Linked DNA regions of Mus musculus: region 1 is linked to region 2. Evidence: chromatin loops called from intact Hi-C (ENCODE). Cell type or tissue: left cerebral cortex. All regions are shown on one strand. Links, peaks and the distances in the headings refer to the core of each region. The heading gives the core; the rest is flanking DNA.

Region 1 (8,132 bases), core at 1,425-5,424, 120 kb after region 2:
TGTGACCCAAGTCATGTCCTTTTCCTCATCTACATGTGGAGGGGCTTGGGGTGATGTCCTTACGTGACTGGTGGCTACAAATCTATGGGGGGGGGGGCTGTGGCTCATGACAGAAGCCTGGTACCCGGGAACAGGAAAAGATCATACCATCCTTTCAGGGTCTCTGGGGCTTCTAGCCTTAGCTCAACCGAGGACCAGGCTACCTTTCATTGTCCACTTCCCCACACACTGGTATAAAAAAAATCTTGTAGTCTTAGTGCAGAGGAGGTTGAGATAGGTGAATCACCCAGGCTCACTGGCCAGCCAGCCTAGGCTACATGGTGAACTTCAGAGCAATGGAATTTGAAATCCAAGGATTTTCTGTGGCCTCCACAGTCAGGATCATGTGCTCAAGGGTATGCATCCACACCTACTTCCCAAATGAATAAACAACTTGTGGTACTAACCAGGACACCTTTGAATGTGTCTGTGTTGGCGTCTCCAGGGAGGACTGTCTGAGTGGAGAAGAAGCACGGTGATGTGGGTGGTGGCACTGTCACATAGGCTGGAATCACAGACTAAAGAAAAGGAGAGCCAGATGAACATCAGGCTTCCTCTTTCCCTGCTTCCTGATATGCTAGGATGTAGACAGGACCAAGTAGCTTCATGCCACTTCTGCTGCCATGCTCCTGCCATGATGGATGGTGGTACCCTCACACTGAGAGCCCAGATGTGTCTTTCTTAAGTTGCTTGTTGTCAGGTATTTATCACAGCTATGAGAAAGCAACTAATACGTCTTGTATATTAGTTAATTGTGTGATACTGTGGTGATATTCCTGATATTGGAAGGAAAGACTTATTTGGTTCATGGTTTTTAGGTGGATTTCAGTCCATTGTTGCAGGAAAGGGATGGTGGTCATCAGAGGAGTCAGGGGCTCTGCACATTTTAGATTTCTAAGAAGCAGAGAAAGGGAATACATGAAGGAGCCAGAGAAAGTCATAGCCCCTAAGGGCAAAGCATCAAAGACCCACTTCCTCCAGTTAGGCTCTGCCTCCTCTTCTTCACCCCCACCCCGGTTATGTCATCCTATAATGAATCCATCAAGATGATATTCAGTTTGTGGGGTTATAGCTTTTGTGACCAGAGTATAGAAGGTGTATGGATTTTCCAAATCCACTCAAATGGACAGGATTAATACATATCACAACAGCTTAAACCAGAATGGGGCCTCACTCTGGTCTGAGCTGCCATCTCCTTTCCCATCTCTTTTTAGCCCTACTTAGTAGCTTTTGGACTGAATTACTCACTAATGAAGTAAGGCAGGATCTTGCTTAATTAAAAAGAAAATTGCCATGGAAGTGTTTTTTTTTAATTTTTAAAAAATTTTTGATAACTGTACAAAGAACATTACAATGGATCTCCATATGCCGCTCACCCAGCTTCAACAAATATCACGTTTGTGTTATTTTATGGTACCTTCTTTTTTTCCCCTTAAGTTTGCTTTAGCAAATCTTAGACATTCTATTGGCTCATCCATCTGTACAAGTATTTCCATATAAAGTTCTAATGAATAACTACAAAAACTGACAGAGAGACAGGAAAGATGTCTTAGTAGTTAAGAGCATTTGCCGTTCTTTTGAAGGACCCGTGTTGGTTAGTTGTTTTTGTTTTTGTTTTTGTTTTTAGACTTGACAAAACTAGAGTTGTCTAAGAAGAGTGAAGCTCAGCTGAAAATATGACCTTATCCGATCAGCCTATAGACAAGTCTGTGGAATTTTCTTGACTGATGATTGATGTTGAAAGAAACCCTCACTGTGCATGGTGCCATCTCTGGACAGGCAGTCCTGGGAAATACATGAGAGCAATTCAAATAAACCAGGGAGCAAGCCAGCAAGCATCATTCCTCTAAGGATTCTGCTTCACTTCCTGCCCTGACTTCATAATGGTCTGTGATTGGAACTTGTAAGCCAAATCACTTCGTTCCTTCCCAAGTTGCTTTTGGTCATGGTGTTTAGCACAGCAATAGAAACCCTAACTATGACAGGAGCCGAGTTCAAGTCACAACTGCCTGCAGCCCCAGGTCCAGGGGACCTGACGTCCTTGTCTGGTTTCTGCAAGCACTAGCACACATATGGTATTCACACAAACACATAAATAAAAATAAATCTTATAAAAACCATAGTACCATTCTAACAGTTAAGTTTCCAATAATTGCTTAGTATTCCTGAGTTCTAGTTTTCCCCAATGTCTTAGCTGTATCTTTTTACAGTGTTATGGGAAGCTTACCAGAGATGATAACTGAGACACAGTGTATATACAATCAAAGTCTTTATTCCAGCCAGCTGGGACCACATCCAAGTTTTGGGGGTGCATCTGGATGTGGCCCCCAGTGTCCAGAGCATGGGATTTTTGAGTGCAGAGACTTCATCAAGGCATCTCCCTCGGTAGCTGTAGTGGAGACCACAGGACAAGCAGTTCAAAGCAAGCAGTTTTAAAAGAATTTAAGACAAGCAGTTAGACAGCCGCAAAGAGATTCCACACAAATAGGCAGCTAAGATAAAGGCTTAGCTGGAGGGGTTTCCTGAACAAATAAGCAATTTCAACAAAGCTTAGGTAATTTAGCTAGGGCATTCTGATCATCCGTTCCTAGAATAGCACTGGGTAGTTTTCCATGGGATTCTACAGGAAGATCAGATTCCAGTTAAACCTCGAAACAGCCTCAGCAAGAATATCAGATGGAGGAAGCTTGCACCACCTCACCCATCACAACAGTTGTTTGGTTCTAGTCATGGCCGAAGTAAAGTTTGTCACGGCACCTGGCAGATCGGTCTATTGAGTTTCTTTTAGTTGATGACAGTTCACCTTTCTCAGGTTTGGGAGTGCTTGCATCTAACCTTTGTGTTAGTGTGTCAGCCAGGCTGTAGAGAAACAGGAAGAAATGAAGTTGGAATGGGATGTCCATGGGGTTGGGGACTAGAAAGTTTCTGGAAGTGCATAGAGGGAGTTTGGATGCTTGTAATGCACAAACTTTTTTGCTGAAGAGCTGGAAATCTCTAGTTATTTGGATAGGTGCCATAGTAGACTATACTGGCTCTTTACTGCCTATAGTGTCTTAAGAAGTGGTGGGAAGTAGGATCTTGAGTCCGTGTCTGGAGGATTCTTCTCTCAAGTAGTTTGGCCTGGAGTGGGAGGAAAGGGAGCAGCAGGAAGAGGACAGGACCAGGGACAGACAGGCCCCTTCAGACAAGTGAGTGTCCTGCTTCTTTCACGGTTTCTAAGACATACCAAATTTCTTACCTTTTCCCACCTGCATTCCCCATTCTGCAAAGTCTACTTGCCAGCTGAATTTTCGAGTCAGCACTGTAACAATTATGAAGGCAAGCTTTAGATCAGAAAGAACCAAGGGTCCCGGATAACTTACTTCCTCTGCTTAAACATATACTCCTGTGTTACCCATAGTCTACAATCCTTTCCCCAACAATAATGGGTTAATTTGGAAAGAACCACAGAGAAGCGCATCCTAGAGGGCGCCGGAAGTGGCTTGGGTTCCCACAATGCTTCCACCAGAGTCTGGATGTAGTTTATTTGCCCCGAGCATCCCTTGAGAATATTGTGGGTTTAGGGTGGAGTGCAGAAGACTAGGATTGTAGGTGACACCTCTGCAGCTGTGCCTTTGGTGACCCAGAGCACGAGGGGAGGGAGGAGATAGATCTAGTCTGAATTCCCATCTTGCGAGAATCTTCTGCAGATACAGCTTGTAGCTAGAGGAGCCTGGAGTTGGCACAGAATGGCTAGAGAACCCGGAACGTCCGCAGCCCTAAACGCTCGGTCTGCAGAAGAGGGCACTGGGCTTCTAGTGGTGAAAGTGGAACAGGAAGAGGCCTCCCCCTTGGCAGAGGAGACCAGTTGGCTGGGCAGTCCTGGGCCTGACCGCTCCCGCCAGCGCTTCCGTGCTTTCCGCTACCCAGAGGCAGCCGGACCCCGGCAGGCGCTGAGCCGGCTCCGCGAGCTCTGCAGACAGTGGCTGCGGCCAGACATGCACAGCAAGGAGCAGATCCTGGAGCTGCTGGTGCTGGAGCAGTTCCTGACCATCCTGCCAGGGGAGCTGCAGACCTGGGTGCGCGAGCAGCACCCCGACAGCGGGGAGGAGGTGGTGGCGCTGCTGGAGTACTTGGACAGGCAGCTGGATGACACACCTCCACAGGTAGAAGGAACAGGTTTAGTTAGACCCATGTCCTGTGCCTTTCAGAAACCAAGCAAGATCCAAGGAAGGCATTGCTTAGAGCCCGCAAAGTCTGTCTATGCTGGAAACCTGAGGCAACCAGCGAACTGACCTGGGCCCCTCAGGATAGTTAATCGCATAAAGGAAAATAAAAGGATTGTGGAAGAACTCGTTCCTAGTGAGGCTGGGGTAGAATGTGCCGAGCAGAGTGCTGAAAGGTTACATATGTACTTCTTGTTGTGTGGTGAGTAAGACACGAGGACAGGTTTGAGCAGTGGAATAGGCACAAATGACTTTGTAGGTGTTTTATTGGCTTGTCACGTGAAACAACATCTGCCGTGGCTTGCTGGCAGTCATATGATGCTTATGCCTCTCACACACACACACACACACACACACACACACACACACACACACACACACACACACAAATGTAGTTCTTCCTTTGACAGTGGAGAGGAATTCCACAGTTTTCTTAGAGCCTAGAATCTAAGAGTTTTTTTCTAGCCAAATTCTTGTATACCTTGTTTAAGAGTTTGGTAGAAAACAGGGTGTTTTTTACCTCTATCTTCTGACCTAAAGCAAAACAAAACAAAACAAAACCTTTTTCGAAATTTCATACACATCAACACTCCGTCTCCATCATATTCACCAACAACTCGGCTTCAATTTCCTCCAGCCACCACATATCCCCTTCTCCCCTTCATACAACTCCCCCTTTGTAAACTACCAAGTTCCATGAGTGCCACTTGCTGTCCCATTGGCTGATCGTGTTGTTTTGATCCTGTGCAGTAACCATACTGTCAGTGAGTTTATGGGTCAGTACCCATGTCTTTCCCAAAAGGTAGCTTTTTGAATTACACGTCGCCATTCCCCAATTCTTACGATTTTTCTGTCCTGTCTTCCACGAGGCTCACTGAGCCCTGGGAGTCAGGGGTTGATGTCGATGTCCTGTTTGAGGATGAACACTGGATAGTCACTTATTCTCAGCTCTTGGGCCAGTTATGAATCTCTGAATTAACTGCCACTGACTGCATAGAAAATCATCTCTGGCTATGGTTGAGGGCGACACGAACATGTATAAACACACTCTGGCCTGTTTTAGGGGATTTCTTTTCTGCAACCCCTTGTGGCCAGGAGACCAAGGTTCCAGACTTGGAGTTGTTGTCCTGAGCTCTGTAACAGTGGGAAGTCAATTCAAGTCTTAGAACTTTATTCTCTGAAAAGGATGTAGGAAACTCTGAGCATCCGTTTGCTATCAATGTCTGCCAGGAAACGACTTTCAGGAGGCTGCACTGCCTGTCTGTTCTCTGTTACTTGGCTTCACATACTGCAATTGAATTTGTTAGTTTCTTAAAAACCCCATTGGGTGGAAATTAGTATGCTTATTGTTTTTAGAGAAATGTTGACATTTTCGTATATTTTCCCATCACCTTCGTAACGACAGAGGGACAGAACAAGGAAGCAAAGCCATGGTTAATCCACAGGCTGTGCAACTGATCTGCCTGAGCTCCCATTGCAGCACTGCTACTTAGAAGCTACAAGACAAGGACGAACCGCTTAAACTGGGCCTCAGTTTCCAGTTACAAAATTCCAAACAATTCCAAAGTCCACAGGCTCTCTGCATTTCCATGAGTTATCATTTTCATGAAGCTCTTAGAATAGTGCCTGATAATATTGAGTCCTCCGACAAAGTGTGATGGGAAAGTTCAATTGAATAATAAAAAGCAAATGAATGATTTTTAGGTTTCAACGGGAGAATGGAGTCGCGAACTTCTCTGCTGCAAGGTGGCAGTGGTGACACCATCCCAGGACTCACAAAGTAGCCACTGCCAGGCAATGAAGTCACTCTTCAAGCACGAATCTCAGGAATCTTTGGAGTGTTCGCCCTTACAGGCCAGAGGTGAGCATATATCTGTGAGTGAGTATGTTTCTGTGTGTGTGGGGGGGGGGTGGTGGTGGCAAAGGAGGGATGGGTAGAAGGAAGAAGAGAGAGAGAGAGAGAGAGAGAGAGAGAGAGAGAGAGAGAGAGAGAGAGAGAGAGAGCTAGCCAATTCAGGGCCTTGCACATGCTAAGAGAGCAATAGAACCGCAATAGAACGGTGGTGAAGACAGCATTTTTCTCTACAGTTCTCCACCGTCTTCCTAATTTTACACCAGACTCAGAGTTTCTCATCATTTCCAGCAGCACCAGTCTTCATTTGGGGTTCACGTAAGAGGCCCTTTCTGTTCTCTGGCTGCCTTGAAGGATTCTCTGTGCTCTCTGACCCTTTCTAACCCAGTGCTTTGCTCAGGCCCTTTATTGATGGTGGTTTGTTTGTTTGTTTTTGCGTGTATTTTTTGAAGTACAATTCAAGAAATGCAAATTAATGGGTTTTTTTTCGTTTGTTTTTTGTTTTTTTGGTAATAATGTTAGTTTAGGTGTTTTCTTTTGTTTGTTTTGGGCAATGTTAGGGTTCCTGCTGAGGGCTTCATCCATGCTAGGCAAGCATTCTGCCACCAAGCTACCACCAAACTCTTATTTTGTCATCTTAAATTATAATAAAGTATACTCTCAGTGAAGGACATAAACACCAGGCTTCTGCCCTCAAAGACTTAGAGTTGCAGAGGACAGATATAGCCTGCCATTTTGGGGAATTAATGTGATGATTACATAACCTGGATTTTCACATTCATTCAGTCTTTCATTTCTTGCTTGAAGTCCTCAGTGTTTGGTGTTATAATAATATTTTTACTTTTTCTCCTGATTTTTTTCTCACCTAAGACCCAGGTTTTATTTTATTAAACAAAAAATCTAATTCAATGGGCCTTCACTTTGAGTTTGACAATGTAAATCTTTGGAAATTTGGAAACTTTTTTTCCAAGCCTTTTCATGTCCTGGACCAGTTATATATCATGTGATAATACTTACTGTCATACATGTAGTGACATGAACTGAGATCTTCATTGTTTAGACTCTCGGGTGCTTGGATTACAGGCATGTACCACAGTGCCTGGTTAGAGTTTTGTGTAAGTGGAGGAATATCTTTAGACACTTTACCTCCCTTCAAGAGCCCCTTTAAACAGTTTGCATGTGCCTTTGCATGTACCTCAGTTTGAGAGTATGAGATGCAGGTCCTAGTGGGATTAGCTGTTTTAGGGGCTACTGACTCTCTCACCTGGGTGGGAAGAACAGATTCATCTCAGAGGGATCTATGTAGGGATGAAAGGCAGGTATCCTAGTTTCCTTAGAAAAACCTGGCAGGCACTGTCTGCTCCCGAAGTCTTTTCCTTTGTGTGTTAGAAGCTACCTGACTCACAGAAGCAGTTTGCTGTGTGCCTGGTTTCAGAATGACCACGCTGGAGTCCTGTTAGTGACGGTTGTTTAAGTTTTAAAACCTTCTGACTGTCACTTTGTTCTCTATGCTGCCAGTGTTCTGGTCGGTTTAAATGAGATGAAGCATATTCAATCCTTAGGATTTGTTCACATAAATGCTCAGTGAATGTTGCCCCCTTTCTATTCTGTACGCTGGCAGGGATGGGAGGCTGGGCCACAAAGCAGAATCTGGAAGTCTAGAAGTGAGCTTAGATGCTGCCTATAGTCCCTGACCTTAGAGGAGAGTAACAAGTCACAGAGGGTAATGTGGCTTATCAGAAGCCACAGAATTCTTTAACGTAGAACCCCCTTGTCAGCTGTTGTAGGGAACACTGTCTGCCTGGAATAAGAAGAGCAGGGGGCCAGTGCATAACGCTGACTGGCCATGAATTTCTGCGAGTCCTTATTTCCTTAGTTTCCTATAACATGGTTCAGAAATACTTTTACTTGCTGTTTGGGTTGCTTTTGTCCAACCTTTCCTGTCTAATCTTAGGCTTACATCTCAGCCTTCCTGTTCTTAGGGACTGCGCACCCATCATAGTGCCCCCACCCCCGCCTTTTCTTTAGATGCCTGC
Region 2 (8,132 bases), core at 2,702-6,701:
GGCAGGCAGCATGTGGAAGGACCTTCAGCCAGTGGTCAGACCTGCTCCAGTGCCAAAGACTCTACACTGTGGAGAAACATTACCAATCCACAGAATGTAGTAGAATCTGCCCCAAAGGTTAAAGCCGAAAGTGGGAATAGATACAATGAAGACAGAGATAATAAACCTTTTCAATCTGTTTCAATGACCTACCAAACATGGAGGAATTTTATGTTATCATGAGGATCTCACTCTGGACCCTTTGGGGCTCTCCATCCTTGGATTTCCATTGAAATAGTTCAAACAAGACAAACACAATAGTGTAGCAGGTAGACAAGTTTACTGTAGAATAGAGTGGTGTGGACATTTCTGGTATCTTTGGAGACTCAGTTATATCTTGTGATGTTTTTCTGGAAATTATTTTATGAGATGATGTTTTTGTTGAAGCAGACAGGTGGGAGGATGTTTTGCTGAGAACAGGCATGTTGTGTTTTTCTGGATGATGCCTGGAAAGGGGACTTGTGATATTCTGCTACATCTGTCGTTTGAGAGAACACATGATATTTGGAAAGGATACAAATATAACCCAACGGACAGTGAATGGGGTGGCATTGGTTCACCTTGCCATTCTGCTCCTCTTCATTGGGTTTTGTTGATGCTGATCTTCTCTGGCAACGCTGTTGCCTTGCCTTCTTTGCTGACTTCACTGAGAAATGCACTAAAGAACTTGTGAAATTCCAGCGACAAGAATCGCTTCTTTGAAGACTCCAATGATTGGCAGAGTCTCCAGTTTTTTTAATGGATTGAACTGACATAGTTGATTGATGAATGGTGTTTGTGCATGGATCAAGCTACCATTGCTGACACATGAACTGCTGATATCCTGACATTGAAGATTGGAATTGCCCCAAAGAACCATTTTTAAACAGGTCCATGTTGGGTATTGGGCTATACACAGACAGTCTGGTCTCCAGTCGAGCTGAGATGTTGAACCCCAGGACCTGGTGTTGATAATTCACCTACATGGGATGGGAGGAGTTCTCTCATGTCTCCTGGAACCCTGGCTCCTGTCGAAGTTACTGCTCCCTCAGCCGCCACAAGAGAAGCATGGTTGGTAGTCATGTAGGCAGTGTCCCAAGCTTCTGACCTTCAGGCTAAACAACTCCCCAGTTACCTAACAACAGCACACCATAAGAGGGGCTGTTTGGCCCCTCCTCACTCTCTTGCTCTCTTGCTCTTACTCCCCTTAGTCTCCTCTTTCCTCTCTCTTCCTCTCTCTCCCTCTTACTCTCTAGCCTTTCTTCTCTCTCTCTTGACCATGACCGGTCTCTCTCTCTCTCTTTTACCTTCTCTCCTTTTTTCCCTGACTCTCTACAATAAAGCTCTAAAACCATAGACTCTCTCTGTTCATCAAGGCCTGCTGCGCATACTCTTGCCTGCGTGGAAGCCTAAGTCCTCTCTCCCATAACCCCGGGGCTACAGGGTGTCGCCCTGGGGACCGGGGGCCCTGGTCAGGGGCTGCCCCTTGTCCACCCCCCGTCGAGTGGGGTCAGTGGCTTAGATGCCCACCTGGGGCAGAGTGGAAAGCATCTGGCAGCCCTCCCTTGTCCGTCTGCCCAGAGCATAGGAGGCCGGGTGCAGGCTATCCTCCCTCCCACTCTTTCCCCTATGCCCCCTTTTAGTTTCCACAGGTCCACATTTTATTTTGCCTATTAACCTTTCCTCTCCACTGCCTCTGGAGCTAGAAGGGAGGTTAAAGGGTTTAGGAATACTTATTAAAATAGGTTTTGAAAAATCTAAGCCTATCATAGAGGATAACACCGTCATAAGAGGTGAGAGTGGGCAATGCTAAGGAGACCACTGTGTTAACCTACACAGTAGGAAAGCTATTTATAAAGTCTCTAGAGCTGACACCCCTTTCTCTGAGGCATGTTTTCCCATTCAGGTAAATGACAGACTCATTTGGACCAAGTCTTTTTTTTTTTTTCAATAAACAGGTCTATTTGTACTTTATTTTTTAAAATATTTTTTATTACATATTTCCTCAATTACATTTCCAATGCTATCCCAAAAGTCCCCCATACCCTCCCCCCCCCCACTTCCCTACCCACCCATTCCCATTTTTTTGGCCCTGGCGTTCCCCTGTACTGAGGCATATACAGTTTGCGTGTCCAATGGGCCTCTCTTTCCAGTGATGGCCGACTAGGCCATCTTTTGATACATATGCAGCTAGAGTCAAGAGCTCTGAGGTACTGGTTAGTTCATAATGTTGTTCCACCTATAGGGTTGCAGATCCCTTTAGCTCCTTGGGTACTTTCTCTAGCTCCTCCATTGGGAGCCCTGTGATCCATCCAATAGCTGACTGTGAGCATCCACTTCTGTGTTTGCTAGGCCCCGGCATAGTCTCACAAGAGACAGCTACATCTGGGTCCTTTCGATAAAATCTTGCTAGTATACGCAATGGTGTCAGCATTTGGAAGCTGATTATGGGGTGGATCCCTGGATATGGCAGTCTCTAGATGGTCCATCCTTTCGTCTCAGCTCCAAACTTTGTCTCTGTAACTCCTTCCATGGGTGTTTTGTTCCCAATTCTAAGGAGGGGCATAGTGCTGGACCAAGTCTTATGAAGGGACAAAGTTGTATCTTTCTTCTTTACCAGAAAACCTCTGGCTAGTTATCTGATAAAGCTTACATAGTCATTTATTAACAATGCTATATTCATAGCTGAGGAAATGTGACTTAAATATTATTCTTTTGACCAGTAACCAGAGTCTTGCTGTTTCAGTTCTTGATTATGAGGGCAAAGGGGGGGGGCATCTATTCCTAATACCATCTAGGCCTGCTAATATCTACCTTGTGTGAATTGATGTTCCTAAGGGAAAAAAAGCAGCCACATTTGTGTTAGATCTACAAGACTTGATTGAATGATTAGAACTTAGGCAGTTGTGGAGAGTTTTTTTGTTTGTTTGTTTGTTTGGGTTTTTTTTTTTTTTTTTTTTTGGTTTTTTTTCGAGACAGGGTTTCTCTGTATAGTCCTGGCTATCCTGGAACTCACTCTATAGACCAGGCTGGCCTCGAACTCAGAAATCTGCCTGCCTCTGCCTCCCAAGTGCTGGGATTAAAGGCATGTGCCACCACCGCCCGGCAGTTGTGGAGAGTTTTAAAGTTGTAGGTCCAGAGACAAATTGTCTTTTGTTACATATAGCTCTTTACAACCATTCATTGCCCACCCATGTGTCTGCCTTAATGTCCTTCTGCTTTTTAGGTAAATCCCTTTGAAATGTACTAACAGATCACTTGGTTTCACCAATCAAAAGGCTAAGAATTTTCCAGATAGCTATAACCCACCTGTACTGGCTGGCTTTGTGTGCCAACTTGACACAAGCTGGAGTTATCACAGAGAAAGGAGTTTCTGTTGAGAAAATGCCTCCATGAGATCCAGCTGTAAGGCATTTTCTCAATTAGTGATCAAGGGGGAAGGACCCCTTGTGGGTGATGCCATCCCTGGGCTGGTAGTTTTGGGTTCTATAAGAGAGCAGGCTGAGCAAGCCAGGGGAAGCAAGCCAGTAAGAAACATCCTTCCGTGGCCTCTGCATCAGCTCCTGCTTCCTGACCTGCTTGAGTTCTAGTCCTGACTTCCTTTAGTGATGAACAGCAGTGTGGAAAAGTAAGCTGAATAAACCCTTTCCTCCCCAGCTGGCTTCTTGGTCATGGTGTTTGTGCAGGAATAGAAACCCAGACTAAGACACCACCTAACTTACATTTCCACTAATTGTTTTTTTAAAGTTGTCTTGATTTACTACTTTCTTTTGTTCTGGTTATGTAAATCAATGTCCTAAGCCACACTCTACATGTATTTTGCTCGATAATAAATTACTACTATCTTTGAGAGCTTGTGCTTGGTTTTCTGGTTACCCTCGACATGTACATTAGCTAAGAACAGGGTGAGATTTTTGTTGTTGTTGTTTTGTTTTCACTTCCAGAACACAGAATGTTCTGGTGCATGATAAGAGCATTAACCACTATTCTTTTTCAGGGATTTTTCTTTGGACTCTCCTTTTAAATTAAAACAAACAAACAAACAAACATTTTTTTTTAATTCTAGAAAAATGGTTGTGTTTATTGGGATACCATAGTTGCAAACATATTTAATTAGTACTGACTGCTTTGTTGAGTTTTTCTACCCAAGAAAGCTTATTGCCTCCTATTTATGTTCATATTTGGCTTTTAAAGTGTTTTAAAGTTAGCCCCAAGTAAATGTGGCACATCTCTTGAGCTCTGAGTATTTTTGCTGTTGCTTTTGTAGCTGTGGTCTTTTCATTCACACTCGTACTTATGAAGGCTGATTTTAGTGTTCATAATATCCTGTTAACTTACTAAATTATCCTTTTAATACATTTTTTCCCATTGACCAGAAGAATGTCTCTTTGAGACATCACTAATCTCAGTGATACTGAAACACAAACGCGAAACCGGATAAGGACCGGCATGCTCACTATGATTAGACAGAAAATCCCAACTTCTTTTGCCAGAGTAAGGACAAACCACTGAGTGGAACTCCGTGGCTCCCTAGAGTGGCTCTGGGAGCAACAGGGCTCCACCGCTTCCGGCCTTTGTGGGAGTCCGCGATGACTTCCGGTTCCTGGGAGGGCTGGATTCCCTTCCCTGCGCAGGAGCGACGCGGTGAGCGAGCTCGTGCTCCAGGCGGGGGGAGGGTGCTCCCTGCTACCTAGACTCTCGGCCTTAGAAAGATGCTTGGAACCGGGGGAAAGGCCACCCGGGCTGCGCTGCGGCTGCCTATGGGTCCCCCTGGGGCGCGGAGCTGGCCCGGACCTAGGCACGCTGCAGAACTTTAAGTTAGAGTCACAGAACTGGAGGGGCAGGAGAAAAGCAGAGCACCCTCCCCAACTTCTAACCTTTATGAGTGGTTAAGTTCCAACTAAAGCCAGTTGGGAGACTGTACTATGTATATGTGATTTGTGCCAGGTACGCAGAAAAAAAAATCAAAAGCAGCAAGGCAGGCGTACCCTACTCTTGTACTCTTTCCGTTATTTTTGGTGGTACTGTTAGTTGAACTTCCCACCCGCCAGGCAGCGGTTGCCCTTCCCCAACGCTATCTGCTAATTCCAAAATTTTTTGTTTATTTCAGTTAGTTGTTGTTCACTTTAGGAGTAAGTGGAGGTAAGTTTCTTCCCAAGCTTTACTCCCTGAAGTCCTGAAACAATTTGACATCTTTTTCACTTTTGTCTATTTTTGTGAAAGTCCACGTACAATCCAGTCAATACAGTAGATTAACCGGAGGGCAGCTTTTCAACTCTCCCACTTAACTCTTAGAATAGGCGGTATTTGCTTATTGTAGTTCGTGTTAGTAACGATGACTTATCCCTTAGGTCCACTGGGTAAGAAGATTTACCAAGGAGTTATTACTTGAAAGATTGATACATCTTTTATCTAGCTACGATGACATCTACTAGTGATACCAAGGTCTGTAAGAACCAGGGTGGACTTTTGGAAATAAAAATGGAGGAAGAATGTAAGTATACCACCAGACAAGATAGGAACCTACAAAAGAACACTTATAACAGAGACGTCTTCCGAAAATACTTCAGACAGTTTTGCTACCAGGAAACTTCTGGACCCCGGGAGGCTCTGAGCCGGCTGCGCGAGCTCTGCAGACAGTGGCTGCGGCCGGACTTGAACAGCAAGGAGCAGATCCTGGAGCTGCTGGTGCTGGAGCAGTTCCTGACCATCCTGCCAGGGGAGCTGCAGGCCTGGGTGCAGGAGCAGAATCCGGAGAGTGTGGAGGAGGTGGTGACTGTGCTGGAGGATTTAGAGAGAGAGCTTGATGAACTAGGATACCGGGTAAGAAAAAGGGGGGAGGGGTCCTCTTTCCTAAGCGCGACTGAATTTGTAGGCCAAAGTGAAGTATACCACTATTTTACAAAGCATATTGACATTTAGTTGGATCCAAAGGGGACTTTAAGTGTCATGGGAATTTGGAGTTGAACTTGTACGTTGTACATCCTAGCCTTGGGCTTGTAATCTTCCTGTCTCATATCCTTGGTGCTGAGATTACAGGTATGTACGTCCACTCCTGTCTGGTCTTAGTTTAATTATTCCTTTTCATCAGTGGGGTTGTTTTATTTCTGTGCTAAGCTACAAAGTTCTATCTGATGCTTAGTTCAGACACACAAGGCATATACTACGAGCGAAGATACTAGAAGAAGAGGAAGAAGAAGAAGGTATTAGATGGTGGTAATAGGGTGCGAAACAGCCTCTTGTAAAGACTATTATGTAATATAAACAAGTAATTGAGAAATGGGTGTTGAGCTGGGTAGGAGCACATGCCTGTCAACTAGCACTCAGATGATGGAAGCACATAGATTGGGGTTTGAGAACAATATGGGCTATACTGCAAGTCCCTGTCCAAAAAATAACAAGATTGGGGATATGTTTCAGTGCTAGAGGACTTGCTTAGTATGTGCAAGGTCCTGTGTTTAATCCACGGTGCTATGTGTTTAATCCAGTGATAGCTATGTACACAGTTATGGAGCTGTTAATACTCCCAAGTAGAAACACTGGTGGAGGATACCAGCTGTTAATCCCTCTTTGTCCAGATCTGTTGGTGGACAGCAAGACTTCAGTGGTGTGAATTTGATGGATTCTTCACCAGTGCTAGGGTGGGACTTGCCACCTGGTGTCTTAAGAAACCTCTCACTTGTGCTATAAGCAAGCTCAAGGAACTCTTGGTTGGCCAAGCTAGACTTAGCTGGGATCTTTATTTGGTTGGTCAGTGCCCTATCTGGAGTGAAAAGAAGCTTTCTCACATCTCTCCAGGAAAAACATATATCCACTGCCCTGATTTCTGTAGTAAACAGTTAAAAGATGGAGGTGGAGGTCACTATCCTGAATGAGTGAGATATGGGAGCAGAATGGAGAGTTAGATGGGAGGGTCCGTGTGGGGGATACATGCTTGAGGGATAGAAAGCCCATTTGTGTTGGAAACGAGAACTTTTGAGTAGGAAAGTTGAGATACAGTTTATGACATTGACCATAAACCCCTCAGTTTGAATTTTCTTCTAGTACAAAAGCTCTAAATCTTTTCTCTATAGTCTAAATAAGCTATAAAAAATTACATAAAAGAGGCAGAAAAAAGAATCATTTATAACCCTTTTTATCTTTGTCTTAACTGTGACAAGGCTGGTTTTCAACCAGTGGTAATTCCGAGCCAAAGAGGACGTTTGTCAGTTTCTTAGAGAAATTTGGTTGTTATAATTGATGAGCACAGGATGATTCTACACATGTTACAACACACAAGCCAGCTTCAGACACCAATCAATGCATTTGCCATGAGCATGTGAGAAGAGCTAAACTTAGGACATCACAGTACAAAGAGGATGAACCTGTGAAATAAAAGAAGTGCAACCTGGCATCCAGGTATAAAATAAAAGGGAGAGAGAAAAGGAGCCAAAAAGTTTAAAATAGTCAATGAATTCACAGTTACATGTAAGAGAACTGATAATATCATTCTTGACAGAGTTAAGGGCTGTAGGTGGCCATTCTGCAGGGGCTTTTTTTGAATGCACCAGTGAACATCATATACAAGCTACTCCGTAGATTCTAGTCTACTGAGAAGAGATAGAGGAAAAAAGATGTCAGATGTTGATATCAAAAGCACAGAGAAAGGGGTAGTAAAGTACTGAGGGTCACACCATTCAACAGACAGGTCATATCACAGGCCTTAAGTGTTACCAGGATGTACAGGGTAGAGGGAAATTTGTAGAGAAGATGAAAGAATTAAAGAACTTATATATAGACTTAGAGACCATTATAGAGATATTAGATTTTGGCAAATGGAAAGTCAGTGTCTAGCTTTGAGCAGAAAAGAAATATAAAGTAAATTTTAAAATAATCACTCTAGTTGTTATATTGGGTAAATTCTACATGGTGGTGAGGAGACCTGTAGGTCAAAAGTTGAGTTAATGGAAATCATTTTAGGAAGTTGTACCTATTAACTAGAGATGCAGTCAGTTGTAAATCGCCCAGTGTGGATGCTGGAGACCCTGTATTCTAGAAGAGCAGCAAATGTTCTTACCTACTGTTCTTCAGCTCCTTCCTCTAGAATTCCTTTTTCCTCCTCTCTGCTTTCTTTC

Evidence for each region. Peaks named below come from ENCODE experiments on the same cell type or tissue, not always from the same donor. Only the 100,000 strongest peaks of a DNase experiment are listed, where the experiment ranks them.
Region 1: a loop joins it to region 2, with 11 times the contacts of the local background. A loop is called at or near these places in 4 of 42 quality-filtered maps.

What each region holds. Positions count from the first base shown.
Region 1 is chr13:21,475,326-21,483,457 of GRCm38, forward strand. Zkscan4 (zinc finger with KRAB and SCAN domains 4) reads left to right here and starts at 3,524. Exons shown (of 3, transcript NM_001039115.2): 1 at 3,524-4,184; 2 at 5,949-6,105. The coding sequence starts at 3,768. Gm40828 (a long non-coding RNA gene) reads right to left here and starts at 3,500. Exons shown (of 2, transcript XR_873159.3): 1 at 3,278-3,500; 2 at 2,292-2,898. In left cerebral cortex, for the core only: a CTCF peak has its summit at 3,524; DNase peaks (open chromatin) are centred at 3,540 and 4,084; H3K4me3 peaks cover 1,266 bases; H3K27ac peaks cover 871 bases.
Region 2 is chr13:21,358,211-21,366,342 of GRCm38, forward strand. Zscan12 (zinc finger and SCAN domain containing 12) reads left to right here and starts at 4,610. Exons shown (of 4, transcript NM_016684.2): 1 at 4,610-4,662; 2 at 5,370-5,841. The coding sequence starts at 5,440. In left cerebral cortex, for the core only: no CTCF peak of the experiment used is centred there; DNase peaks (open chromatin) are centred at 4,605 and 5,823; H3K4me3 peaks cover 1,601 bases; H3K27ac peaks cover 829 bases.